Linked DNA regions of Homo sapiens: region 2 is linked to region 1. A link is an interaction called in ENCODE POLR2A ChIA-PET data of the cell type or tissue named here. Cell type or tissue: GM12878. All regions are shown on one strand. Each heading gives the region's core, and the rest is flanking DNA. Links, peaks and the distances in the headings are about the cores only.

The links. Peaks named below come from ENCODE experiments on the same cell type or tissue, not always from the same donor. Only the 100,000 strongest peaks of a DNase experiment are listed, where the experiment ranks them.
Region 2: POLR2A ChIA-PET joins it to region 1 with 13 read pairs; 3 of 35 experiments call an interaction of 5 or more read pairs at or near these places.

The regions. Positions count from the first base shown.
Region 1 is chr5:158,835,964-158,850,970 of GRCh38, forward strand. It overlaps EBF1 (EBF transcription factor 1), which reads right to left. Exons shown (of 16, transcript NM_024007.5): 7 at 4,066-4,147. Among named protein-coding and RNA genes, the nearest start is that of EBF1, 260 kb to the right of the region's middle. In GM12878, for the core only: no CTCF peak of the experiment used is centred there; a DNase peak (open chromatin) is centred at 6,178; H3K27ac peaks cover 1,185 bases.
Region 2 is chr5:159,005,059-159,020,065 of GRCh38, forward strand. The region is part of intron 6 of EBF1 (EBF transcription factor 1); the gene reads right to left. Among named protein-coding and RNA genes, the nearest start is that of EBF1, 87 kb to the right of the region's middle. In GM12878, for the core only: no CTCF peak of the experiment used is centred there; a DNase peak (open chromatin) is centred at 6,253; H3K4me3 peaks cover 2,183 bases; H3K27ac peaks cover 2,653 bases.

The DNA.
Region 1 (15,007 bases), core at 4,154-9,153:
AGAAGCACATAAAGGTAAACACATGGACACATGCATTTATACACGTGAACATGGAACATGCTGAATATAGACACAGTTATCTTCCCAGCATTTAATGCAGTTAGGAATGAACCAAGACAGAGAACCTAAGAAGCTTGGGGTGGAGGCAAAACGAACAAACAGAAAAACACCTGAGGATGACAGTGAGTTCAGTTTGGGGCTGACTGAGTTGAAGTTCCTGGAAATATCCAGCAGACATCTGGACAGTTAGATCTAAACCTGGGTGTCAGGTCTCAGAGATTCTGATACCAGAGTTCTCAGTGCATAAATAGTGGTTAAGATGCTGTGACTGGAGAAGATACTGGAGAGAGCCTATAAAATGGGGAAAGATCTGGACTTCAGAAGGAGACCTGGAAAAAAACAATATTTACAGAAGACAAACAAACAGCATCCCTTGTAGGGAGTTCAGAATGAGTGACTGTTGTTATATAATTCAAGAAAAAAAAATGGATTCAAAAAGGGTGTAATGTCTGCCAGCATGAAATAATACAGAGAGAGGTAGGAGTAAATAGTCATGAAAGAGAAAAAGACTGAAGAAGAAAAAATAAAAGGTTGGGTTAGAGAGATTTGAGGTTTTGCTTTAACTCTCGAGGCAATTCATCCATCCTCTAATTACACAAATATCCATGCACCTGCATGCATGAAACCCAATGTTGGTTGTATGAAAATAATAAAGAAATGTATTAATGTACAGGGATAAAAAATAAAATGTGACAGTGTTCATTCTGCCATGGGTTCCTCCATCCTCTTCTAGGCAGCAAAGAGTGGGTGATGGGAACAAAGCAGGTTAAACCTGAGACCCAATAAGGAATTTGTCATTGTTAATAAAGGAAGACACGGCTCATCCTTAACTCAAAAACTGACTCTATGGTGGCCAAGGTAGCTGCCCCTATTGATCTATTTTAGGACCCATTTGAGAATCACAGGCAAGAGCATTGTCAGTGTCAGAGTTCAGATAAATCATATTTATTTGAAAGACAGTATGGACTTTGTGCTGGGCAGCTCTCACACTTAATCAAAGTGTGCAATTTTTGGGACAGTGGCACTGTCACCAGTAAGAGCTTGTCAGCGGTTATCAGATATAGGACTAATCAGTAGTTCTCAGTCAGGGGCCATTTTGCCTCTCCTCTCTCCACCAGGGGACATTTGATAATGTCTGCAGACATTTTTGGGTGTCATGATTGGGAGGTAGATGTTCTCTACTAGCATCTGGAGGGTAGAGGCCAGTGACACTGCTAAACATCCTACAATGCATGGGGGCACCCCCCATGATTGACCCTAAAAAGGATTATCCAGTCTAAAATGTTAACTGTGCCCAGGTTGAGAAACCCTAGACTGAACTCATGATCCATCTTCAGTTTGTCACATGGATTTTCTCCAAAGGCTTGCATTTGTATTTTATCACTTACAAATTAGCTATACATGCAAAATATTGCTTTCTTTCATATGTAGTGATATAAGCAGAAGTGTCAATTTTCCTCCATTTTACAGTTGAGGAAACTGAAGCTCCAAAGGATTATAAGACTTTCCAGATATCTATGTTGTGCCTCCTCATCTCAGCAGCCTTTCTACTAAACAAAGAATAACTATTTTGTTTGCAAAATAGAAGCTTTGTAGATGTTCTCAAAAATAATAGACTAAATTGGTTTCTCATCTTGTATAACAGGTATATTTCTATAATTCAACCTTTTCAGACATTTTACTAGTAGGTTCCACAAAGAAAAGAGAGCCCCTGGAAGTTCTACACGGATGCTCTTTTAGGTTCCCAGTGTCATCAAAGTCCATCCCAAACTCTGCTGCCCTAAGAGGTACAGCAGAGTTAATCCTGGTATACATTAGGCATTAGACATGTTTATTAGACATACACTGTTTCACGCCCAGCTATACTTTGCTCCTAACTCAAGCTTTGGTCAAAAGAAATATAAGGTTCATGTCAAGACCAAAGCAAGCTACAAAACAGTTTATTCCAAAATTCAGCCTCATGTTGCAAGACCCTAAGCAACACACACTTAGTAGCACCACATGTGTGGTTTTGCCAGCTTAATTGCAAAGTTGACTCAAACATAACACAAAAAATCCTCTATGGGAATGAGAACACCAAGTTTGAAGTCAGATGACCGGAGGAAACATTTTGCAAGAAACTAGAAACCTCCCCATTCCTGGCCAGGCGCAGTGGCTCACGCCTGTAATTCCAGCACTTTGGGAGGCCGAGACAAGCAGATCACAAGGTCAGGAGATCAAGACCATCCTGGCTAACACAGTGAAACCCTGTCTCCACTAAAAATACAAAAAAATTAGCCGGGCATGGTGGTGGGTGCCTGTAGTCCCAGCTACTCCAGAGGCTGAGGCAGGAGAATGGCATGAACCCGGGAGGCAGAGCTTGCAGTGAGCCAAGATTGTGCCACTGCACTCCAGCCTGGGCAACAGAGCAAGACTCCATCTCAAAAAAAAAAAAAAAACGAAAGAAAAGAAAAAAAGAAACATCCCCATTCCTGTGTGTCAAGCCAAAAGGTGGTGAAGCCAAGATGATTTTAGAGAAATACCTCAGAATCTCAGGAGAGATTACTTTTTTCTACCGCATTTGTTCTTTAATAAGACTAATAAGTCTCACCTCCTTAAAAGAAATCATCTTGGAGACTAAGAGATATTGACATCTCCAATCAATGCTCAAGATCATCTTTCCTTTTTCCCATCAGAGAATGAAGGTGCAGCTAAAATTTTTCAAGATTCTCTCAGAGATCATACATTTCAATCTACACTTAAAGCTGACTAAATATACTTAAGAGCATACTTTAAACACCATGCTGTTTCCTTGATGGACCATATGAGCATACATAAATGGATCGTTGCTCTGACAGGGAAACTAACATTGACCATACAAATAACTTAGCCATTCGGTGGAGAGCAGCACAAGGGTCTAAAACTTTGCAACTCAAAGTGTGGGCGGTGGCCTTGGCATCATACAGGAGCTTGTTAGGAATGCAGAATTCCAGTCCCACCCCAGACCTCTATTAACATTTTAATAAGATCCTCAGGGGATTTTCAGCACTTTTAAGTCAGAGAAGCACCACGTCTAGACTCAACAACCTTTTCTAAAATCCAAGTACCATTTTGTGTCTTAGAAGTAAATGAATTTGTTTGTGAGTCCTCTTCCTTTAGTAAATGTATAATTAAGGACATTTCTGAAACAGAATTGTTATCCATATCATTTTAGAGATGTTATGCTTCTTAACAGGGCCATTTATAATAGGCAGCTACCACTAACAATTTCCAAAATTGGAAGAGGTGAGCAGAGAGAAGCAAAGGAAGAGAAAGCCATTACTGTAAAGCAGAGCAGTTTTACCAGTTGTACTCTTTACTGTTTTTTGTTTGTTTGTTTGTTTTTGTTTTGTTTTGGTGGGGGGTATAGGATCTTACTCCGTTATCCAGGCTGGAGTGCAGTGGCATGACCTCAGCTGCAACCTCCAACTCCCGGGTTCAAGTGATCTTCCTACCTTAGCCTCCCGAGTAGCTGGGACAACAGGCAAATTCACCACATCCAGCTAATTTTTGTATTTTTCTGTAGGGTTGAAGTTTTACCATGTTGGCCAGGCTGGTCTTGAACTCTTAAACTCAAACAATCTGCCTACCTTAGCCTCCCAAAGTGCTGGGATTACAGGCATGAGCCACTGCGCTCAGCCTCTTTACTCTTATTTACTGGTTTTCTACATACAAAATTTTAGACAAAGGATTCATCATTTCTATGTACTTTACTTAATCTGTGGGGGTTTAGGCAAGTGAGTCCACTCAGGCAGCCAAAACTAGACTCAAAGAACACCATTGTTTCCACCAGTGAGCACAGGTGGTACAGTTCCCACTCTTCTCTAATCTAAACAACTGCTAGATTGCAGATACCTGGGGGACCAAGGGCCTCAGCTGCTCTTCACCTCTGGGAAAAAAAGCTACGTATCTTCTGCCTAAGACTTTTTTATCCTCTCCTGATATTCATGCCATTATTGAGATTCAAGAAAGATAAGTCAGACCCACCTGGAATCTCCGCATGTCACGTGGGTTTCCCGCATTCTTTAGGCAATTTTGGTTACATTTGAGGAAAAATTTCAAGAAGAACCTGTGAAGAAACAAATCATCATGGTTAGCATTTCGGTTTCTGACACGGGAGGGAAAAAAGAGGTAAGTCACCCCTGGGTTGTGCATTCGATTCTCTTTACATGTTTTCTGAAATATTCAGCATGGTGTTAGAGCCAATATTTCATTTGTGGCTTTAGCCTTTGTTTTGTTTCCACGCTGGACCTTCCTTATGACACAAACACTGTTGGCACTGCCAACAGATCTCACAGAAGAATTAAGCCCCAAGGAAGTATTTTCACTCATACAGAGGGAAAGCTTTCATCATAATTTAAGTTAGGTTCCAATTGGATATAATTGTCTGAGAATTACTCATGGTCCCCAACGACAACATGCAGTTTAAGCCCTATAAACTCACAGATGATGAACTGGCAAATACATGCTGGATGAATACAAGGATTTGGTAACCACTTTTTATCTTAGCCTCTCAAGTAAAATGTTTTAATTAGTACTACCCATGAGAAATAAGTAAAATTCACAAACTAACTAAACTCCTTTGACTTCTCAAATACCTCCTGTTTTTTTTTTTTTTTTTTTTTTTTTTTGTTTTTTTTTTTTTTTTGAGACGGAGTCTCGCTCTGTCGCCCAGGCTGGAGTGCAGTGGCGGGATCTCGGCTCACTGCAAGCTCCGCCTCCCGGGTTCACGCCATTCTCCTGCCTCAGCCTCCCAAGTAGCTGGGACTACAGGCGCCCGCCACTACGCCCGGCTAATTTTTTGTATTTTTAGTAGAGACGGGGTTTCACCGTTTTAGCCGGGATGGTCTCGATCTCCTGACCTCGTGATCCGCCCGCCTCGGCCTCCCAAAGTGCTGGGATTACAGGCGTGAGCCACCGCGCCAGGCCCTCCTGTTTTTCTTAAACTGTCTGCTGTAGACAAGAGCTAGCTGTGATTGAATAAAGATTTTCCTGCCTCACTGCCACCTTGGTTTCTGAATTGGTTCTGTAGTGAGATTCATGGGTTTTACTTGCTAAGGTGACCAAAGGTCCCAATTTGCCAAGAAAAATCCCAGTTTATACCAGCTGTACTGGTGTATATATTAATAGTACCTACTTTAACTCTCAAAAATGTCTTGGTATGGGTGATAAATTATATGGTCACCCTATAACTTTCTGAGTTATTTCTTATGTAACCATCACAGTTGTTAAAGTCTATCATGGAAAAGCAGCAGCTACTAAAAGTGTCATATTGGGGCATTCATGTCTACCACCTGTAATTAAACCTTCTACCTGCCCAGGTTTGGGAAAAGAAGTATTTCCAAAGATACCTAAGTTTTGCAATCTCTTTTACTACTAGGCCTAGATGTGATGTGCCTGTGGATTTCAGGCCGAAATGTTTCCTAAAAATATCAAAATGCATTAAAATGCTGGTCAACTGAATTCTTGTTGTAATTCAATTCTCTTCCCCTTTCTTCCACTTCAAGTCCACACTGGAGTAAAATCCCCATCTCAACACAAATAGATTATGAAGAACTATCACCCTATGATGCCTCAGTCTGAATTTGGCTCTGACTGCAATGTCTGTCAATCATGTAACACTGGGATCCTCTATAACAACAGCACTGCACGAAGACATACAGAGTTCAGCCAATTTCTGAATATGAAACTGAGAGAAGTCCCAGATGAATCCCTCTGCTCCTTGGTCTCTTAGAATCTGCCAAGATGGGAGTATGTTGTGGGAATCATTCTTTAGAGACAAACAATGGCCTTTTCAACCAAAAGAGTAACATTTAAAAATGCAAACATCGTCCTAAAATGACTGTTTAACACCACACAACATTTGACTGCCCATCAATGAAAGCAGGCCTCTAAATAATCACTTGCCGCTACTTCCAGATTCTCTCCACAGAAGCCAAAGTTGATCAACCTTTCGTCCAAGACAAATGGCTTACAGAACACCACTGAAGCCCAGCTGTGTGAAACAAAATCTGATTTTGAGCTCTCCTTTTCCGGTACCAAGACCCACACTGTCCTTGCACAGGACAATCAGCCAGTCATTGACTCTTGCCCACTTTCAATATGACAGATTTGGTAAAGGAAGGGGGGTTAAGGGAGTGGCCCAAATCCTAAGTGCCTTTGCACTGTCTTGTTGGTCTGAGCTCCCAGAAGGCAAGTGCTGGGTAGCCCTGCTGATCACACATGGCTTTCAGAAACCATTTAATACAGTGGAGCTGACTGTTGTGATCCTTGAATCTTGCTAGGGTTCAATCCTATATCCATAGACACTGAAGACATGAAAACTGGCTGCTGCTTTCAAGAACAGTCAGTTAGAAGGGCATATTTCAAAGCTACTTCAAGCCCCAGGAGAGGGCTGATTATCACTAAACTGACAACAAGAGTGGGTGTGATATGGTGAAAGGCCACAGCCATTAGAAACACCCAGAATAATGAGATTCATATCCTGACTCTGACAGGTACTACCTGTGTGACTTTGGATAAGGAGCTGAACTTCTCTGCACCACACTTTCCTTATCTATAAACTGGTGCAATAACAGGCCTTACTGTATAGGGAAACTGTGAAAATTGCGATAAGGCAGAGTAACAGATACATGGTAGGTATGCTGATGGTGGCAGTCATCATAAGAATGGCTTCCGTGTATTGGGTGCTTACCTTGTGCTCAGTTCACTGCTAAGAACAAATCTGTTTTCTCATACAATCCTCCTAAGTAACCTCTGCTATTAATCCCATTTTATAGATGAGAAAACTGAGATTCAGAGAAGTGAAATAACTTGTCCAAAGCTAGGAAGTGTGAATCTAGAACTCAAATTCAGACAGTGTAGCTCCAGAGACTGTACTCTTAACCACCATGATGTAGTAGTTTTAGTAATGACAGAAGTAGTGCAGTAATGATGTTAATACTAATTGTACTATTGATAGCAATCGTACTGTAACAGCAATTTTGCTAATAAGAGTAAATAAGATTAATCGAACTACTAAGAATAATTATTAGTATCATGATTTCCACAACAGCAACATGAACATTATGGAGGTAGACGTCATTGCCATTCTCCCTTAAGAGGGCCCCCTGCTTGCTTCCCCAGGGTTGGTAATATTTGCTGCCCATGTGTGTTTAAGCCATTTGAGCCCAGACAAGACAGCCAGATTCAGGTTGTGCTAGAAGGAGCTGTCAGCACACCCTCTGGCTTCTTCAAGTCAGACAACTGCTAGCCACCATGAGGGGGTCCATCTGGTGCCAAAATGAATTTTGAAAGACAGGCAAACAGGACACCAGCTATGCCAGGGAGAAACAGAATCAAGGGAGCAGAGGATCTTCTGCCTCAAAGATGAGCTGGGGCAGGGCGCCTGTCAGCAGCCCATCGTTAGCACAAAAGCTATGCCGGGCACACACCAGATCCCTGTTACCCTAAGCTGGCCTGTCACTTGGCATGCTGGCAGAGTCCCCCGCCTGCCCCCTCAACAGTGGATCACTTGCTGAAATTGAAAGCTTGACCATCTGTCGTGGGGAAGACACGGCCATCAACTGGTGCCTGAGGCCTCACACAAGCCCTTATGTGGAAAAGACGCTCTGAAGGGCCAGTTCTTTTGGGGAAAGCCAGCCCTACCCCAGAGGGAGCCTCAGAAATTCTTTCAAAGTTTTCCCCTAAGTAAAAGCCAAGTGCCTGACCCTTTCGGATTACAGTTCCTTAAAGGAACTGAGAGGAGTTAGAAGGAGGAGTTAAAAATATCCCCACTGAGAGACAGACATGGCACACGAATTTGGGGGATGACTTATCAGGCTAAGTTTATAAGGCCTTTGTAAACCGGGGGACATGTGCACGTCTGCTGGCCTACGGAGAAGATCTCAGATTCCGAGGGGGCTTTTAACAAAGCAGAGGTTATTGTAACTCAAAACCTCACTTTTGTCTAATGAATTGCTGCATTTTGTGAGGCGGGTGTGTTTGATAAAGTGTTGTCAGGAGAAAAAGTGTGGCAGCCTTACCCCAACTGTGGGAAACTGACCCACAGCAGGACAAAGCCCCTATTGACCCTGTAGAGTTCCAAGGAGTTCCATAAACTCCAGGAAACAGCCTGACCAGGATCAAACTCCTTTTTAACTCAAGCCTTTTTTTTTTTTTTTTTTGAGGGGGAAGGAAGGAGGTAACGAGAAACTCGACATCTTTCTGTTAACTTTCAGTACAAATAATATCATCTTGTGTTCATGTAATGCGTTAATTATTCAGAGCACTTATATTCCCAATATCTCACTAAATCCTCACGGAATTTCTATAAATTAGGTGCACCAGGAATTATCAAAGCCATTTGAAAGGCAAGAAAAACAAAGACAACAAAATTAAGGGATTTATCTACAGTCAACAACCAATCTCGTAAATTGACCGAAAGGACTAGTCATGGTATGTGTTTTCCATGAACTCTAGGATTTTATAAGTGATCTTAATCATCACTTAGTCTAACCTCCTCATTTTGCCTATGAGAAAAATTAGGCATCAGAAGACATGACAATATTCACATAGTTAGTAATGAATATCAGAGCTGGAACTATAATCCATATGTCCTGATGTCTAGTTATATAATTTTCCCAACATAATATTAGCTTCTCAAGCCAATCCTGTAAGAGCTGAATGCCTGCGCTCTTAAACTGTTTAGTCTACTACCTCAAATGGGAAAGTGACAGTCATAAAACCAAAAGGTGACATCCTATTAAAAGTTTTATTTGGGTTCATCAATCAGGCCAGTGTAGGACATTAGCCCATCACGGAACTAACTGAACCCAATACAAACATTTGTAGAACAAAATTGCTTGTTCAATGACATACCTGTATCACCTTTTACCAACCAACAGATATTAGTATCTAGTTTGAGTAGCTTTCATGTGACCAGCACGGTACTCAAGACCAAAAGGCACTTCTGGACTCCCCCAAAAGGAAAATTAATTCAATTAGTCAGCAGGATCTGACTCACCTACATAAGGATATAAAATTTTTAAAAAATCATCCCTGCATGCATAGTGCCCGGCGTAAGACCTAGAACCCAGTGGTTTTTCAGTAAATACTTGCTCAACTAAATGGAGTCTAGGGTCTGCAAGGGATAGAAATAAGGGTGTTTTTACAGTAAAGACAGCAGTAGAATATACTGGGCAAGAGCTTGCATTGGAGCTAAGAGAAGCCTGAGTGAATTTCAACAATTCCTGAACCTCAGTGGCCTCATTAAAACATGAGAATAATAGTACCTCTCTCCTAGGATCACTGTGCAGCTTTCACCGTAATTTTAGCTTTACTCCTTAATTAATTGGGTGACTTTAGATAAATTATTTAACCTCTCTGTGCCTCAATTTTCTCATCTGTAAGATGGGAGGAACATCGGAACCTACTTTAAAGAGTTAAGAGAATTAAATGAGTTAACATATGTGGAGTGTTGAAATAGTACCTGCCATAGAGGAAGTGATAATTATTTTCTTCATCATTTATCCCTGGCAACTGCTCACTGCCTAGCACTCAGAGATGTTGAGATTTTCAGATACAAAAAGTATTCTTCACTCTTTAAATGTTAAGGTCAAGAAAAGAAGCAAAGACCTATGTACCCAATGAGAACTATAGGTTTCATTGAATGACCTACAAAAAGAAAAAAAAAAAAAAGAAGAAGAAATAACCACCAAAGAAAGATAATAATGACTACAGCAGCTTTACCCAAAGGCTAAGACACATAAAGGAAAGGGGTAGTGCCTTAAATCGTGGAGAACTCCAGCCAGTCAGAACTGAAGGGCACACACAGTAAAACTGCCCATTAGGCAACAGCTTGTACATCATTAATTATTATGTAAAGCATTGCAATCAATCTGGGCTGAGCAGGTTGAGTTTTTACCTCCCCCAACCCAAATTCTGAAAAATCACGTTTGGATTTTTGCAGCTGCTCTCATAATGTCCATGCTAGACAGGAAATGCATCAAGGCACACCTAAACTGAGACACAAAACCTACATTTGCAATCTTAAGGCTCCTCGAAAGTTCCTCTTGACTTATGCCTGCAGATGGTTATGTGGCAGATGATCCTTCCCGCAGATATTCAGGACACGGAGACTTGCTCTGGCCCAATGCAGGAAACAGCTGTGTGGAAACAACTGTGGGTTCCCTTCTGTGTGAAGTTCAAGCTGCTCCCACCCCACACACACTGGAGGGTAAACAGCAAAATGCCTCATGATTAAAAGGACCTCTTTGGAAAAGTTGTTTCCATAGACGGCACCATCACCTTTGCTTTGAAAAAGAAATGCAGAACCTCCTGCCTCCATGTCCAAGCCTACTGCCCAGAAATAGCCAAGGAAGTCTTTCTAAGAGTCTAAGGATTATCTCCCAAATTGAAAATATTGAACCAAAAAGCACCTATCCCTACCCAGCCCACCTGAGCTGCCAGGGGCTTTATCCGAAGGTCATCACTACCTCCTGGTAGCCTTCAAAGACACAGAGCTCTGAGAAGAGGTAAACAAGAGTCTCAAGGCCCTGAAAAATGGATCTCCCTTGCAACAGAGCAGGCCAAAACAGTGAGAAGGAGAAAACTCTATTTTCAATGTCAAAGAAAGCGTTTTGGTTCCTAGCACACAGAAGTAGTTGTAGAGTACAGTTCATCCATGTGAAAATCTGATACCCATAAGGCTGCCAAAATCCCAGGATGCCACAAGGGCAGGCTGAGGAGGCTGAACCCATGTAAGGGTAAAGGTTGCTCACTGCCGGGCTGACTTCCTCTCCTTTTCTGATATTAACATGCATTCCTGAGAGAGACCCTCTTTGACTTAAGCACCAATCATTCTGTTTGAGAGGTGGGGTGGGCAGAAAGGGGAGGAATAAGATCCTGGAGGGAATTCTGCACAGATGAAGCAAATTCTCTCCTCTCTCCCTGCAGTGGAGGGTGGAATGGTACCGAGTTGTGGCACTATCTTGGGGATCCCAGGGGGAGAGCATGTGGCTGCCCCTATTCTTGGCCACTGATTTCAAGAAGTTTACCTTTTCCACTGGCCAAGGTCCTTTAGATCTTGGGCATTTCTGGAAAGTGTTCTCAGCCTGAAGGGATGAACATGATCAACCTGAAAAGCATTCATTACCTCAGAGCTCAGAGTATGCCCTTGAGGGAAGGGCATCATTAGTGGCAAGAATTTAAAAAAACAAAATGGTTTTGTCATAGCACAGCAGCCAATGAAAGAATTTAAAAATAGTTTTAAGGAAAAGGACGCACTCCACGTAGGTCTCCTCATACTAGAAGTCAAATCTGAAAGGCAGGAAAAAGTCTTGAGACAGTGAATAGGTAGAGGACAGGACAACTAACCAGTTGCCAATGGGGAAAGAAAAAATTACAATTTCTTAGAAATGACACAGAGAAGGGAGGTTAGAGCAAGGGGGCTGTAGCTTAACACTGACTTCTGGCTATCTGGCCCAACTTACTCCCCTAGCAATGTCTGACTGGAAATTTAAGAGAGAAAGAATTCTAAGTTCATGTGTGGTAGAGAAGATGTTTATCCTCACGGATGTTCTTTTACACAGATTACTCAAATGCCAAGTGTTTCTTGCCAAAACATATTAAGGTGCAAACTCTGGCCCTGGGCGAATATTTGAAGTCATCCTAATGATTTGAAATGTGGCAGAAATGAGGCAGATCACAAAACCAAGTGTCCGTCTGTCCTTCTTGGAACTGGGGACAGACTGAGGACACATTTGTTTTAAACTGTTTCCATTACAAGGAACCAAATTTCTACTGGGAATCATGGCCACAGAGTTCCTGCAGACCAAGGGACAGGTTTTGAGCAAAGGTATCAGGACTTGCACTTCTGGATTACTGGTGTAAATCTTTCCCCAGGCTGAAAAGGATGCACAGGCAGGTGGCAACTTTGCTTCAGTAACAGCGACCCACCCCACAAAGCCAAGCATAAAAAATGAGGCAGAAGGAGCCTCAGCTCCTCAACTTAGCAGTTACTACAGCAAACACAAGCACTGCACCATGTGTAAGGCCGTGTCCTGAGTGCTTTGCATGTATCAGTTTACTCTGTACAACAGTCCTATGAGATTCTACTTCTTTTCTCATTTTACAGATAATGCTACCAAGAGGTAAGGTAATTTGCCCAAGGTTTCCCATCTAGTAACAAGTGGAGCTGAGATTTGAACATAGGCAGTTTGACTCCAAAGCCCACATCCATTAAACTATATTCTTTACATGTTATATATATATCGTGGGATCATTGACCATTCTGGTTATATTCTTATTATCATCACCAGATTCATTCAAAATTACAACTGAAGCCAGCATAATCATTTCACTAGAAATGCCAACACTTTCACTAGATTATAGCCAATTATAAATTTTAATATTTTTTGAGTTTGCTCCCAACCACTCTCACCCTATTTGTGATCCCTCAAATGCATTTTAACCATAATGAAAGACCAGTGGGTGATCTGGTAACAGAACCAACCCAAATATGGAGAACAGTGGCCAAAACAAAACCAATGTAATCTGGGTCTCTTGGGAAGTGTCAATGAACATCACCATAAGGATTAAATTATACTATATGTAATTATGATAGTCACCAGTCACTACTTTTGTGTGTGTTTCATGCAGACAGAAAGCCAGGGGTTGAAAATGAAAGGCTGTTAATATCTCCTTGTTCAGTACATATGTGTTTAGCATTTTAAAGCAGATTCATTTAGAATCTCACGTTAGAATTTCACTTTTCCCTTCTAAGGACTCAGAGGGTTTCGATATTAACTTCCCCTGTGGAGGTGACAGATGTCAGAGAGAGATCAAGAAGTTCAAGTCCACAGTAACTGAGGCATACAGTTCTGCCTGGATGCTCAACTTATGATTCAAGACTTCAAAAAGTACAAATGTTCGTTGTCACACATTCATTCACTTACTCAACCAACAGACCTTTCCAGAGAGTCCAATATGTAGTGATGCTTCTCATTCAATACCAATTTTACTAAGAGCACCATGATTTTGGTTCAAGTTTTTCTCCAAAAGAAAAGTAAAAAAGAAGACAACTCTTTACATTCAAATTCCCAGGAAAACTTTTGACTCTTAGGATGATAGAGTATTCAAGTAATTGCCAAGGAAGATTGAATACTTTTAAAATATTAATCAGTTGTGGCTGTTCTGGCAGGGGCTAGATCAGTGAATCTTTCAAAGTCCCTAATAATGCCAATAATATGCTCTCCTACTCTTCACTTTTCAGCATTCTTTGCTAAGTCACACCAAGCTACATCCTGTGCCCTGAACATGAAATCTCCTTCCTGCCTTCACCATAGGCTGCCTCCCTGGATCTGAAATGCCTCCCTCACTCCCACACCATCTCAGCTTCCCATCATCCCACTTATCCCTCCAGGTGCGGTATAAATGTACTGAGCTCATGAAACCTTCCCAGATACCCAGAGCTAGAATTAATCCCTGCCACCTACACTCTGTTACAGCACTTGTCACACTTGGTCTTCACTGCAAGGCCTGCAGTTGCTTGTATAATGGTCTGCCCCTGCAAGACACCACGGACTTCTGATAGTGCCTTTCCATTCCTGACAGCTCCTTGCACAGCTGTACATGCAAAGCACTGAATACACAGCTGACTTAAACTACCTGCAAATATTAATGGCAGTTAGCTTTGAATTATAGCACAAAGATTATTTCTTTCTTCTATATTTTCTGACTTTTCTATGAATAGGCACTACTTTAATGAAATAACAAACAACTGCATTGTAAAACTTCAAGTGAATATCATTCAGCACAGAACCTAGGGATGTTGGCCCCATTCTACAAGGAATAAATTAGGAACTAAAGATTACGAGTGGCTTTCTCAAAGTTTCTATGCTCTAAGATTTACCATTTAACTCAAATGTGAACAGTTAAGAGCTATCCATCTCACACTCTGTAAAATGTACATCATTTATTAGTTTCATATTGCATAATTCATACATGAGTATCAACTGGGAAGGCTCCACACCATTGGTGTCCTTAACTTCCTACTTAATATTTTAAACTTTGATGTTGAGAAATTTTTATCTCCAAGTTAAACCTGCCATTGTTTTCCCATCATTCAAGTGTAACCCAAAGGAATAAAAGGCCATATAACTAAAGTCTGTTTAGTTTCTTCTCCAAAATTCTACAGACCATTCTGTTGACTTTTGTTGAAACCCTTAGTTAAAACTCTTAATGATTTACTATTTCTTCATTCAGCCTATTTTCTTAGGTTATCTATTTATTCATTCAGTCTGTCCTTATTCAATAAGTATTTACTAAGCACCTACTTTGCACCAAACAGAAGGCATACAACAGACAACCCAGTCCCTTCCCTTGTGAAAGTTCATTGAAGTACAGTTCTCATGCTGTCTTCATCAGAATTACCTCAGAAACTTGTCCTGGCAGAGAGAAAGTAGGAACTGTATGAAAATTTCTGTACGTACTCTTTCCTGTGGGATGAGTCCACTTGGACCAGAGGGGCATTTGAAGAATTTTGATGCACACTAAAGCTTGAGAATTGATAGCTAGTTGATTCTTAAAATTAATAATACCATACTATGTGATAAGTGAAATGATGGAGCTATATACCAGAAATTGTGAATTGCCTGGGCATCTCATCATGTGCAATTGAAATTCAGCATAAAAACTTAAGTAGGGCCAGGTGTGGTGACTCACGCCTGTAATCTCAGCACTTTGGGAGGCCGAGGCGTGTGGATTGCTTGAGGTCAAGAGTTTGAGACCAGCCTGACCAACATGGTGAAACCCTGTCTCCACTAAAAATTTAAAAATTAGCCAGGCATGGTGGCGGGCACCTGAAATCCCAGCTATTCTGGAGGCTGAGGCAAGAGAATCACTTGAACCTGGGAGGCAGAAGTTGCAGTGAGCTGAGATGGTGCCAGCC
Region 2 (15,007 bases), core at 3,846-8,845, 170 kb after region 1:
ATGGCTTAACAGCAAATTTAGATGGACAAGCTTTCTGGAATCTGCCGGGGCTAGACCTTGACATTCATCCAGAACATCCCACAAGGGAGGAAACAACCCACAAGAGCAGTAAATTTCTTAATCAAATCTCAAAAGTGCCCCCAATTAATAACACTACTCACTTTTAGGATTTTAATACCAGAGAATGAAGCTCCACCTACTACTGCTTTGACTACAAGAACTCAACTCACAGTAGTTCACAAAGTATGTGGTCTTCCCCTAAATATTGTCAGTAAGGGAGAGTGTATGCACTTTTGCTTCTTAAAGATGTGTTGAGTTGTGGGCCAATGAGAATATAATGAACCAACACTGATAATGTACATAGAATGAATTTATTCTGTATTCCAAGGGACTCTTCCTATTTTCTCCCCAGCAAATTGAAAATGATATTTGTAACCTGATTTTAAAGCACTCTGAGTGTGCATTTCTCAGAGCTATTAACTGAGTTTGGATAGCGTTTTATATTTCTTTCCTGTACATTTATTATAGGACATCCAGGAGGGGGAAGAAATTAAAGATCATGAAATATCAGAGTTGTACATGCTTTTGTCTTTTCTGCATAAAAAAAACCAGAATATCAACTTTTGAAAGAAGACAAAAAATTATGATGATAGAATGCAGTGGTTCCTTAATCTTTTATGGCAGTGGACCCTTCTGAGAATTTGATAAAAGCCTCTCCCTAGGAAACTGCCTATGACTTAATAAAAAATGTTACAGCAATTTTAGAAGTTTCACTGCCCTACCCCTGAAATCTAGTCTTAAATTGCCTATAGGTTAAGCTATAGGTTAAGAATCCCTGAATTATAATATTCCCAACACCATAAAAAATCAGTTCACCTAATTGACTTTTCCTGTGTACTAACAGAATCATAGCTCATGTTTTGCTATGGCAAATTCAGTGGCTATTTAAATTTTACTGGAATCTAAACTTCCTGACCTCTCTCATCCTCTCTTCTTCCTTGGATGCATTACTCAGTTTATGGATAACGGTATAGAGGAGAATTCAATTAGAAACTCTGTCTAGAAGGCTGTTTTTGCATCTCTGCCACTTAAAACGCAGACCTTCAGAGAGGGGTTTCCCCATCAAGAGAAAACTGCATGTGTTCCCAGGACAATCAAACTGAAAGAGTTACACTTCCAAAAGATAACTGGGGCTGAAAAGGAAGGCCAGCTCTTTGGGGAGCTGGGTGATATCACAAATAATTAAGTGATAATTTCCACTGGAGTATTTAGTGGGGATGACACCATGAGTCCTTCACCCTTATCCCAGAGTGGTGGCCACTCTGTCCATTTTTACAATCTAATTTTACAATAGGTTAACTCTGGAAAGGCTAGATGGTAAAGAGGCTATAGGGGGCATATGAGTGGAACTGACCAATTTGGTCATTAGTGAGTGTGGCACTTTTATTCCTCTCTTAGAGAAGTCAAGAACCATAATCACCAAATCACAAAGCAACGTGGGAATCCGTTTCAGGTAATCCCATCTTTGACACCACCCAGAAATTAGGTTTGTAATTTCACAAACTCATATAACCAATCATAGCCATGTTAAAAAAAAAAAAAAAAAAAAAAAAAAAAAGCCTGGGAATCTCTTGGGTTCTCACTAATGATGAAATTTAAACACAGAATTGATTGGTCAGACCACACTTAATTATACCCAACTATACCCAAAAATACTCAAAACATAAAAAGTTTGGTCCATAAATAAAGCAGGAGAACAACTCCAATTTCTATTCTCTGTTAACAGAAGGTTTCTGTCTAACTTGTTCTTTTCCTTATGAAGCTGTAGAAATGAGTCTGGCTTGAAGAATTCTATTTTTAAAAACTCTTCCTATTTACATATGCTTTACTTCTCAAAAGAATGTCACCTTCCTATTAATGCAACACTTAACAAAGGCAATGTCAGAAATGTACCGTTGGTGGGGGCTTTGTTTCTCATTTGCCATTTTTTGATTGGAATCTGTGATAATTCATGTGTCCTCATTGTGAGACAACTAAAAATTATCATTGTCAATACAGTTTCCTAACAATCCCAGAACCCAGGCAATTAGTTATAAATAAGTCATTGTTGGCAAAATAAAGAATGTCATCTAATGTCTCAGATGAATTAAAGGAACAGCTGGGAAAGGAAAGGAAGAAGCACAGAGAGAGAAAAAAAGGGGACACAGACTTCTTTATGGGGTCCCAGTAAAAGGAAAAACTTTATATGCCTAAATAAAGACACCAAAAAAAATAAACATGCTTGAGAAGTCATTATCCAATACACTTTTAAGCCAAATCCTAAAAACAGCTTTTCTGGAATGCTTTTGGATGACTGTTTATATGTTAAAATCAACATTTAAATTGTGCTACAAAGCTTATTGTGTACTACATAAGCAGTTCTAAGACCTCTAGAACAACATAGCTTTGGGTCTAATCCACTGAAAACACACTCTGTGCACATGAAAATTTGGTTCGCTCTGGTTGGGAAAAAGTGAGGAATGTGCTTGCCTCCAAATTAGAAGAGGGTCAAGAAAGCATTTAAAAAATATATTCCTCCATGAATGACCAAGTAGCCAGGGCCCCTTCGTGCACCTGAGAGATTTGCCAGCCAAGATGCAGATCAATTCCTGAAAGAAGCATTCATACCTTAAATATGCATTTATTCTCTCCCCCTCCACCAAAATGCACAGTTCCAATTTTTTTTTTCAAAAATAGGAGTTCAGAAATGAGGGGTGTTAGAAACACATAAGTTCTATTTGTTTAAACCAAAGTTAAGTATCATGAGATATGAAGGAAAGAAAAATCTTAGCAACCAGATAGATCCCAGTCACCCAACAAATGTTAAAATTGATTTTACAAGTTATTTTCTCCAAATTGGAAAGCAGCTTTCTACCATAGCATACCAAGTGAACAATGATCCATTTAATCATGATGTGGGAGATAGATTTTATTTGCTAGCATGTAAGAGCTGCTTCAGGTTCACTACTCTTCAATACTATTTCACCTAACAGTCTGAACAACTCATCATGGTTCCATGTGTAAGAATAAGAGATTATTTCTATTGAAACAAGTGGTACCAAAAAAAAGTAAAATAAAATGAGATCACTAGAAGTTTAAGAAGTCAAACTTTTGACCCAGGAATTCCATGTCTAGAAATCTATTCTAAGATTGTAATCAGAGCAACAGTTGAAGATTTATATTCAAAGGTGTTCATCACATGATATTTATAACCATGAAAAACTGGAAATAACTAAAATATCCAATAGCGAGGATCTTTTTAAAAATCACACACACACACACTTTAGTTAACAAACAGATGAGGAGACTGATATGAAAGAAAATAAAAGAAAAAGAGAAAATACACCTCAAATGCATTTATCTGGGAGTTGGTGTGAATAAATCATTTTGGTCTCCTTTTTAAACGTTTTCTTTTCTTTTTCTTTTCTTTTTTTTTTTTTTTAAGACAGAGTCTTGCTCTGTTATGAAGGCAGGCTGGACAGCAGTGGCACAATCTGGACTCACTGCAGCCTCAGCCTCCTGGGCTTCAACGATTCTCCCGCCTCAGCCTCCCAAGTAGTTGGGATTCTAGGTATGCACCACCACGCCCGGCTAATTTTTTTGTTGTTGTTGTATTTTTAGTAGAGACAAGGTTTCACCATGTTGACCAGGCTGGTCTCAAACTCCTGACCTGACGTGATTCGCCCACCTTGGCCTCCCAAAGTGCTGGGATTACAGGTGTGAGCCACCGCGCCCAGCCTAAACATTTTCATATTTTCCAAGTCCTCTATAACAAGTAATATTAGCAAAGGGACACTTTAAAAATGTCAAAATGGCTTTTATCAGTTTAAATTCTAATTAACATTATCTCTTTTAGACTCAAGGAATGTAAGATGCTGGAAGTAGGAGGTGATTTTGACCTTGGCCAGGGGGAAGCTCAGCCAGTGGAAAGCTCTCCCAGCCTCATGCTCTCCTCAACTACAGGAGCTCTGCTTTTATTTACTTTAATTATATTTTTAACTTGATGTCAAGCCAAGCCCTTTTTAATTTATGAAGGAGAAAACCCCCCAGAAAAGTTAGAAGTCTTGCCTAAAGTCACACAGCTTGTTAGTTGAAGATCTCATATTAAAACTCAGATGTCTTCATTCAGATAATCCTGTGTCCACTTTGTGGTTCTGTCTGTCCAACAAAGAGCGCATGTTTTCTGTTAATTGTTTTATAGTGTTAAGAGACCCACACAGAACTACCCAAATTGTCTTGCACAGTATTTCCTCCTTCAAAACCTACCCTCAACCTCGTGATTGTGTGGAACTTGACAAAAGAGCCTCGTTTAAGAAATGCCACTAGAAGCCAGTTAACAATAAAATATCACACTTTCTTTACTATGCCAGCCCTGGTCTTAAAGTATCTTTGTAAATGATCATGTCTCCTTAAACTTTAGAGTGAGAATTCATACTATGAATACGAAAAAGATGGCAGACTTACTGAGGACAACTTCCTGTTATCCAGGAGATAACTATTTTAGACATCACACAAAAAACAAGCAAAAAAAATTAGCTGGGCACGGTGGTGCACACCTGTAGTCCCAGCTACTCAGGAGGCTGAGGCAGGAGAGTCCCTTGAGCCAAGGAAGTCCAGGCTGCAGTGAGCTGAGATCTGCACTCCAGCCTGGGCAAGAGAGCAAGACCCCATCTCAAAAAAAAAAAAAAAGCAAAAATAAATTAAAGATGATATAGTACGTGATATTAGCATAGCTGACACTTGTTTTTTCATGCAAAAGAAACGTGGAAAACCTCAAAATTATTTCATTTTATCTCTGCATAATTTGTGGTTAGATTTTGAAAGTGCATCAGAACTTACTCCCTTTGCAATTATGTATGACTTACTCAAAATCTAAAATTCAGGCAATCCTCAAAATATTAACCATTGTACCAAAATACCAAATACAGGCTTGACACTTAAGTACTAAGCTAATGCTGAAATCATATTTGAATGATGATGCCAGGTGAGCATGAAAGTATACAGCCCGAAAGAGTAAAGTCTAATTATTGAAACAAAAGACAGAAGTTATGCTAAGTCATGGGCAAATTTTCAATAAGGTATCTGACCAAAAAAAGTCACGATATCCTCGCAGATGAGATGGAGATGAGTAGGAGGGTGGACAGACACAGACAGAGGAATGTAGTTTGCAGAATTCTGATCTGGATAAATAACCTTACCTACAGAGGTTACCAAAAGCTCTATGGGCAAATGCAAAACCAATTTCTGCTCTTGCAACACCTTCAGTATATTACCTGTCCACTATTTACACAATTGCTTCTTCTGTGTTCTATTGTTCCAAAAATTATTTATCTTTTTGCAAACAAAGAGGAAATGGTCTATGCTAGGTTTAAAACCCCGGAAAATACTCCCCCCCAGAAGCATGACTAGTTTGCATCTTTTGGACAGCTAAGATCAAAGTGATTTAAAATGTTTATTTTTAAAGTAAACCATTTATACTGATCTTTGAAAAAGCTCTTTCGCCCTTTAAGAACTGTATTTGTCTCCACAACTCTTTTAGAGACATACTAAAGTCACACTACATTCAAGATGGCACCATCAGAATTGTCCTGCCTGATTTATCTGACACCATCTCAATGTCAGCTCCACAGGGAGTAGATCCAAAGGAGGGCAGGGAAACGCATAAGGCTGGACCTGTACAGCAAGAGCCTCCATGAGCCCCGTAACGAGATGATGTACGCCACAGGGCTCTTTAATTGAAAAAAGCTGCAAAGAAACAATACCAAGGGGAAATCATAAACAGTGTTTTTTGGGATCACTTAAGAAAGTAACCTTCGTGAATCTCCAACTTCTGTTTACAGAGAAGGAAGTTACAACTTAAAGTCCAGTTCCTTGCAAATTATAGACACACACCATAAAACAGTAGATACAAAATGCCACAAAGACTTTGCGGGGAGGGTGAGCCCTGCTCCCTTTCCTTTTCAAATCTGGAGTGTGATTTGAATTGCATCAGGGTCACCGTATCTGGAGGAGTTTTCCCAGCCGCCTAACTTTATTTCACATCTCAAGCACAACGCTTCTTTTATGAAAACCCAGCTTAAATATTAATGCGTGTTTTCTTAAGGAAGTTGAAGGCAAATCAACTTCCTGGTACCCAGGGTATCTGATTTCTAAAATGGTCTAACACTGATTGTCACAGCTCCGCCAGATGTGAAGGGTGAAGCTCTGTAAAAAACGGAAAGGCCAGCTTTCAGGCTCTCTGCTGTGCAGGTCCCACGCCTCCCTGAGCTGCATCCTCTGAGAGTATATTTTTGTTAGCTGGCTGCCGGAAGCCCTCAACTGCCCGAGTTGTTTTGCGATCCTATAAGGACCTTCCCAGCCCTGCTGTCAGCCCTGAAATTAAGAGTGTGTTTGTGTTGGTAAGTTTGGGGGGCTGGTTAAAATAATAAGTATTTTCATCAACATCGCTGTTTCAGCAGAATGGAAGCGGGTGGGGTACCAGAGCAGGGCTCCAAAGTTTGCTAAAAAGCCTATTTTGAGAAAACCTTTGTTCTAAATACTCTTGTTACCTCCTGCATCAAGAAACAATGTCTTTTGTTAGAACCCCCCCTTCTCTGACTGCTGCGTTTGTTTACTGACATTTTCAATACTGGGCAATACAAAGAGCATTTCCTCATATTAACTCCAAATGTCACAAAGAACAAAATCTGGTTCTAAAGAAGCCTGTCTAACCAGATAAGATGGGTTCTGCTAAGAAAAAATATAATGAAAATAAATCTTGCGCTTTAATGTGGCCCACATAGCCTTTGTGGAGCCTTTTCTTTGACTTTCTTGCTGTGTCATTCGGAAGCCACTTGGCTTTGCATCACTCTAACCAAGAGAGACCTTACTGCAATGACCCTGGTCTCTGCTTAGAAAATGCTGACATGTGGCCGGGTGCAGTGACTCACGCCTGTAATCCCAGCACTTTGGGAGGCCAAGGCAGGCGGATCACAAGGTCCAGAGTTCAAGACCAACCTGGCCAACATGGTGAAACCCCATCTCTACTAAAAATACATAAATTAGCTGGGTGTGGTGGCACGCGCCTGTAATCCCAGCTACTCGGGAGGCTGAGGCAGGAGAATGGCTTGAACCCAGGAGGCGGAGATTGCAGTGAGCTGAGATCGCGCCACTGCATTCTCGCCTGGCAACAGAGACAGACTCTGTCTCAAAAAAAAAAAAGAAAAAAGAAAAGAAAAGAAAAGAAAATGCTGACATGTGATTTGAAGAACATTTGGCTTCCATATTAGTTAAGAGTCTAATCATGGCCACTGCCATGGGCTGAATTGTGTCCCATTCCACTCCAAAATTCATATGTTGAAGTCCTAACCCCCAGTACCTCAGAATGTGACTGTATTTGGAGAGTCTTTTTTTTTTTCTTTTTTTAGACAGGGTCTCACTCTGTCACCCAGGCTGGATGGAGTGCAGTGGTGAGATCTCAGCTCACTGCATCCTCAACCTCCCAGGCTCAAGCAATCCTCTCACTTCAGCCTCCTGAGTAGCTGGGACTACAGGCAAGCCACTATGCTCTGCTAATTTTTGTACTTTTTTTTTGTAGAGTTTTGTAGAGAAAGGGTTTCGCCATGTTGGCCAGGTTGGTCTCAAACTCCTAGCCTCAGGCAATCCTCCCAACTTGGCAACCCAAAGTGCTGGAATTATAAGCATAAGCCACTGCACCCAGCCTTGGAGACAGGGTCTTTAAAGAGGTCATTAAAATTAAATAAGGTCATTGGGGTGGGCCTTAATCCAATATGACTGGTGTCCTTATAAGAGGAAGACATTAAAACACAGACATGCCCAGGGGAAGACCATGCAAAGGCACTGGAAGAAGACGGCGTCTACGAGCCAAGGAAAGAGGCCCTCAGAAGAAACCAACCCTAACAGCACTTTGATCTCAGACCTCTGGCCTCTAGAAGTGTGAGGAAATAGATTTCTGCTGTTTAGGCCACCTGGTCTGTGGTACTTTGTTATGGCAGCCCTGGCAAACCAGTGTGCCCATCATGCAACTGCTAAGCTTTAAATATATATTTATATTAAAGTCCTTTTTGAGCAGCCCTTCTAAGTTACCAGAGGATGATCCATAAGTAATATATGAATTTTCAAATTGGTTTATTCTGCGGATATTTGTGAAGCACCACGGCAAGCACAGGGAACAAGAAGGTCAGCAAAAGCAGACACAGGCCCTGCCCTCAGTGAGCTTACAGACTAAAGGAGGCAGGCATGAATCAAATAGTCTCCTAAGAGGACTCTAGGCATGTCTCTGAAGGACACAGGCCCAGTGTTATAAGAGTGAAAACAAAGAAGCCTGACAACTCAGGAACTCAGAGAGGCTTTCCTGGAAATAGCATCTGAAGGACGAGGAACACTTGAAGAGGCAGAGAGGCAAGGAAGGCACTCCAGGTAGAGGGGTCCAATTGCAGAAGGACCCCAAGGTACAGGGAGCATGAATGAGGCTGGAGGGCCCACAATGCTGTGCCTGAGATCCAGGCTGAGGCTGGTGAGGCAGAAGATCAGACCACTGGAGCCCTGTGGTGGTGCAGTGGAGACTGATCCAGATGGGTTCATCCAGTGGGAAACCAATAAGGACTTTAGCTTAACACCCCCACCCATCCCTATCGGCTGTACTAACACCTTGAGACTGATCCAAACTGAAGGCATAACACTCTCTGTCCCATGCACACCTATCCTTCCAGCTCACACTCCTCCCAAGCAAAGGTGTTCAATTTTAACACCACTTTTCAGCGCTCCAAAGAAGAGTTCCAACTTCTGGCTGAAAAAGTATGCCTCTCTCCTAAGCCAATCTAAAACAGTGGTAACCTGGATAGATATAAATATAGATCCAGATGTGAAATTTCCCAATTAGCCCACTCCTTTAAAGGGTAAGTTCCAAATTATTTTAAATTATAGTTACATCAACATTGGGCTTCCTAAGCACACAACATAAAATTGAGTTCTACAGAGAAAGGAACCATCTGTGAGAGTATCAACAGAAAGAGAAAGAAAGTCAACATTATCTTTTATTATTTCTTCTTCAAACTTTTAAAATTTCATGATCAGTGAATCTTACCACCTCAGCCTGACAGAAAAATAGATATTAAACTAAAGTTACATGGCAGGCAGAAGATTCCAAAGTATTATTTAATAGTGAAAACAGATCACGAAGGAGAAAATATAGAAAGCAAGCATGTTTCTCTAGTGACTATGTTACCATGTCCCCAAAATTAACAGAAATACGGAAGGCTTTGCCATGTTTTAATTAAAAAGAGCTATGTTTTAAATGATGCCAACTATAGGACATTATGCTAAATGCTTTCCAAAGTCTCACTTACTCCTCATGACACCCCTAACTAGAGTTATCCTAACTCCAGGAGTGTTATGAGGCACAAGTGAGAACAAGTAATCATCATTTTCATTTTATAGATGAAAAAGCAAGAGGAATCTAAGTGACTTGCCCAAAGTCACTATGGTGACAAGGTCTATTGCTGACCCCAAATATCTCTTTGCTCTTTCATATGAAGTTATAACATCCTCAATGTTTATTTGAGTACATGGCTGCCCATAATAAAAACTGTATTTCTCAAACTTCCTTAAAGCTAGGTAACCATGTGACCAATTCCTGGCCAATGAGATGAAAGCAGGGTGCTATCTGTAATATGCAAGCCGTATCATTAAGAGGAAGGGTCTGCCCTGCCCCTTTCCTTCCTCCATTCTGCTGCTAGGAATATTGCTGTAATGGCTACAGCTCCATCTTGGAGAACAGGGATGAGACCACCCTCTAGGGATGGCAGAAGAATATGCTAGAGGGAACCTGGCTGGAGGGCTTTGGGGGAAAGAGCTTCCACCTCAGGTCTAGGCTGCTTACTTCCAGGCTTAATTTATGTGAGAGTAATAAACTTCTGCCTTATTTAGGCCACTCTTGTTTTGTTTTGGGTAGGGCCAGAGGCTCCCTCACTTGCAGCCGAATCTAACTATGGCTGATGCAGTCACCTAAAGAAAGGCATGGAACACTGAGCAAATGATTTAATCTCTCTCAATTTTCTAATCCGTGAAAGAGGATGAGTAAAACCTACCTCAGAGTATTGCATGAATTAAATGTAATAGGATGTAACTTTAATATGTAGCACAGTCCCTGGCATATCATAAACCCTCAATGTCAGCTACTGCCACTAAGTTCCTCGCACAACAGAACTCATGGTGAACTCCCACTAAATGGATGAATTTCACTGTATTCCCTGCAACAACCAGGAAGCTCCAACATCCAGCTATACTTAAGGTTGAGGGCCTCATAACTGACACTCTTGGAAGCTGCAGGAACTCAGCTTGGAGCTGATCTTGAAGCAACTTCTAGAGATAAGGTGAGCGTGGCTGAAGTGAAGCCAAATACCTGGAGGACCTGAACCTCAGGCTGGGAAGTTGTCTTGGGCCGGGCTGTTCTCTTCAGGATGCCTGTCTGCTGCCACCTCCATTTCCAAAGAATGCCTCCCCATGCCAGGCCAGACCTCTGCTCCTTAACTTCAGGAACACTGAGACTATTTAAACTTCAGTGGGTTTTCTCCCCATCCCACCAAAGCCCACATGAAGAACACACATTATTCTGTAAGCACTGGGGACAGTGGCTATACGGTCCGCATCTTTGTGTCCAACCACCTGGAGTTGTGCTCTAAGAACTTGTACACATTTAAACGAGTTCCATTTAGCCACAAAGTCGGGTCCTAGACTTAGCCTGAAAAGCAAAAATCACGTGTAGTCAAAACTACCCTTGAAAATCACTTAGATTACCCATAAAACACCACACATGTGGATTTGTGTTTACAGCCTACTAAAATTTGAGCACCACTGAGCTGGACCAAAGAAAGGAACAAAAGGAAAATCCATATGCCCATATCTGGGCACTCTAACTATCCTGTCTTTAAGAAAATTGTTAAATCCTTAGCATGTCTGGAGGTGGGTAGAGACTGTCAAGTGTTCCTCCTTGCCTCTCTTAAGATTAAGCACATAAAACCTCAGTAGAGGTTACTAGATGTGTTTCATGAGGTGAGAATTAAAAGAGGTGATGTCTGTACAAACATTCCATACAGAACCTAGTCCCTAGAAAGTAAAGCAATAACATTTCCTGGACTTGAATCTAGAGCTTGCTTGATGAGATCTACAAACACACTGTGTTCTCTGAAAAGCTGAAGAGAAGAACTTGGCCAGTGGCTTCCCATCTTTCCAAGTTGTTTTTTTCAGCTATGGCCCCTCAGACTGGTTACCACCCTCTTGCCTTTCGGAATTGCTCTCTCATAAATTAAACTTCTTGAGGTGAGGCTTGAAAGACTTGAATCAATTAAAATGTGGGCCTCAATTTAACTCAAAATGTGAGTTAAAATGTGACTCCAATGATAACGATGATAGGAAATTTTAGGTGCTTGCTCTTTTTCATCTAATAGAAAATAAGATTTTAAGCAAAATGACGGCAAACAAAAGAAGTGTGATTCCCAGGAATTTGCCACGCCTTCTGAAGAACCTAGGCACCAAGGACTCCATGCCTATGACTGCAATGCCAGGTGTCAGGGTCATCATTACTGGCACTTGGGTGAGGACAGCTGGGCATACACTGACTAGCCAATCGAAACCTGAGCTCAAAGCGTGAGATCCATCTTTAGCTCTATCCTTGGATCAAAACTGACCCGGCTGGAGGGCCCCCCAAAAGACAGACCTTTCTTGACCTTAGGTTGGTCTAAGAAGGAAGAAAGGACAAGTAGATAAGTTCATGGTCCTTCACCCACAGAAAATCACAAACACACTTTGAGAGATGACCTTAGAGGAAAAACCCAGCTCAAATTCTCTAGAGCAGTGAGTCCACCAGAAATATAATACAAGTCACACATGTAATTCAAAATGTTCTGATTGCCACATTTTAAAAAGAGAAAATAACCAAGTAAAATTAATTTCAGCAATGTTTTATTTAACCCATGATATCCGAAATATTATTTTGACATGTAAGCAATATTAATGATTATTGATGCTTTTCATAATATTCCAACATCAGTGTGTATTTTATATCTAATGCGTATCTCAATCTGTGCTGGCTACTTCTCCAGTGCTCAATAACCACATCTAGCTACCCTGCAGCTATAAAAGAAAGTTGACAAACCAGCAACTCACAGACTAATTTTGTTTTGCTTTCATAGTGATTTAAATTTTTGAAAATTAGTTGCCATCACTTAAAATCTGATTTCACAATAAAATACCTTCTGGCTTCTATCAAAAAATCATATCTGATAACCCTGGGTTCAAATTCTCCAACAGCAACGGAGCAGAGAGAACTGAGAATGAGCCTCAGCTCTTCCCATTAGAAGGCACACTGGCTTCCAGCTTGCCATCTCTCTCAACCCCCATTCCTTCAGTACCTTACATTTCCTGCCTGGACATATCCCAGTAGGTCTAATAAATAGCAAGGTCTCAACCTTGTGGAGATAACATCAAAACTATTGGCTTGTTTAATGTGATAAATTTTGAAAAAGAAATGTATTTATGCATTTGTACTTTATTTGTTTTCCTACCAGTTACCATTTATGTTACCATGAACTCTGAATTTAAATGGGGTCATACACACAAAGAAGAAACAAATCCTTGCTTACTGATTCAGGAAAAGACGGAAATCAGCCTAGGGAAGGAAGCTATGCTATTTACTTTGTTTTTCAAATAACTGAAGACATAAGACTGAGAAGGCTAAGGAGTATTAGGACACCTTGTTATTCAAATGCATCACTGAAAGGACAGTCTCTAAAAATACTAGTGCCTGTATAAACTTCTTTCTCCCTGTGTTGCTTATTTCCCACATGGGGCTAAGCACCCAGTCGGTCTCTCTGCGGCTCCCATTACTCAGAGGCCCATTTCCTGTCTCCCCCGTCCCTGCCCCAGCCTCCTGGGCAAGGAGCCATGGCCCCTCCCAACACCTCCCATCGCTAACCCCACCCCCTCTTCTCTCTCTCCCTCACACTGGACATTTAAGGATCTTTCACCACTTCTCCCCACTAACTGTTTTCTCTCCTTATCAAAATCATCCAAGGACATCTAGATCTAATCCAAGGTCTCAACTGTAGCTTCCAGTCACTCCATCAGCTACCCTATTTGTTCTTTCACATCAAGCCAATAGTAACACTATCAACACACCAACAACAGTGGCTTCAACTATGATGTGGGAGTTAGTGTCTCAAGTCAGGGTATAAGATAAAACTTCAGAAAGTCTAAAAAATCTTTGCAAATCCCTGAAACTACACATAGAGTGCAGTATGCATGCGTTTGCAACCTTGAGCATTAACATCTATATACAAAGGTCTGATCACCAGCCTATTTACATTTTGGGCTCACTAGGAGGCAGATACACAGTGAGTGTATGAAGAACATTATTTAAACTATTCTTAGCATTCTTTTCTCTTTTTTAATTTTTTGTTCCAGCACACATAGTTGAAATCAGAAGGATAATTGCATGCACAGTGAGAATCGACTGTGATGATAATTTTATAACAGCTAACACTGGCTAAGCACTTTATAATGTACTGGGCCCTGAACCAAATGCTTAATAAATATTCTATCATTTAATCCTTACAAAAACTCTATGATGTAAGAATTATTCTTTTTGCCTCCATTTTACAGGAACAGGATTGGAGTGGCCAAGTAATTTGCCCCAAATCACGTAGCTAGTAAGTAACAGCGCTAAGAGTTGAACCCAGGTCTGTCACAGAGTACCCCTTTTCAACAACAAAGCTGAAGTCCACAGCTTCACTCCTCCTGTCTTCTGTCTATAAACTGAAAATATGTCTATAATTGCCATCTACTGAGTCTGAGCATTCACTCACCTCCTCCGCAAAGACTATAAGCCGCCCCGGATCTTGGAGCTGTCCTATATTCCCTTTGCTACAAACATGCCTGTGTCTTCTCCAATCATTGTAAGTCCAGTAAGTGTTTACAGATGGCAAATGTTTAGTACCAAAAGTTCAGAAGACACCCAAACCAACCATAATTCCCACGACCAGAGAAAAGTTTTTAAATGTTTATTAAAGTCTACTGGGGGTAAAACTCCTCCCCTTCTCTCCCAAGACTCCATGAGAAAGCCCTTTAGTAAGCCACCACATAATTTACATTTTCTTCTGTAAAAATTCTAAATCTCTGTATAATTTCCCACAACATTTAACAGGAGAATATTTAAACTAAGAAATGTCTTGTGGATATAAATGTCGGGCTCATATAACTAAGTGTGTCACATTATATAACTAAATAATATCCTAGACTTTCTGTGTATACCTGCATAACAGTACTGCAAATATAAATGAAAAATAAGTAATAATTTATGAAAACTGATTTGCATTTCCAAATATAAAATGTGTAAAATCCAACTAATTAGCACGAGTGAGGGCTGAGGTGTTTCTATAGCAACTATAAAAATGCTAAATTATTTTTTCTCCAAAGTGTTTTATATCTGCCTCATTAATGTTTGTTTTTCCCATTTGTTTTGTGGATATTTCCAAAGTGAAAGGTTTCAAAGATTGCAAAGATTCTCTGCTTTATCGCAAAATTCAAGAAGAGGTTTCTCACTAAGAAGTGTCTCATGTGCCAACAGCGATTTGCATTAAAACTGGATTTGATAGAGTTTCTTTCACGCCAGTGGCTCCATCCTTTGTTCTTAGCTTCTTCCTAAATTCTCCTTTTCTCTTACTGCTCCGATTGTTCTCGGTGCATCTCTGATAAGGATACGTTAACATAGGTCAGTTTTTCATCTTGCACCCTTTGCTGCCACCCTAATAATTCCTGAGAAAGTCAGATCCAAGCAAGAAGTTTCCATTAAGCTAAGGATAAAAAAGAACCCCTAGGAACAACTTGGGGAGCTTGGGCAGTGACCTCAGCCCTGGGATCTCAGTTTCCCCACCTAAGAATGAGGTGGATGGACAATGGCCCATCTCTAACG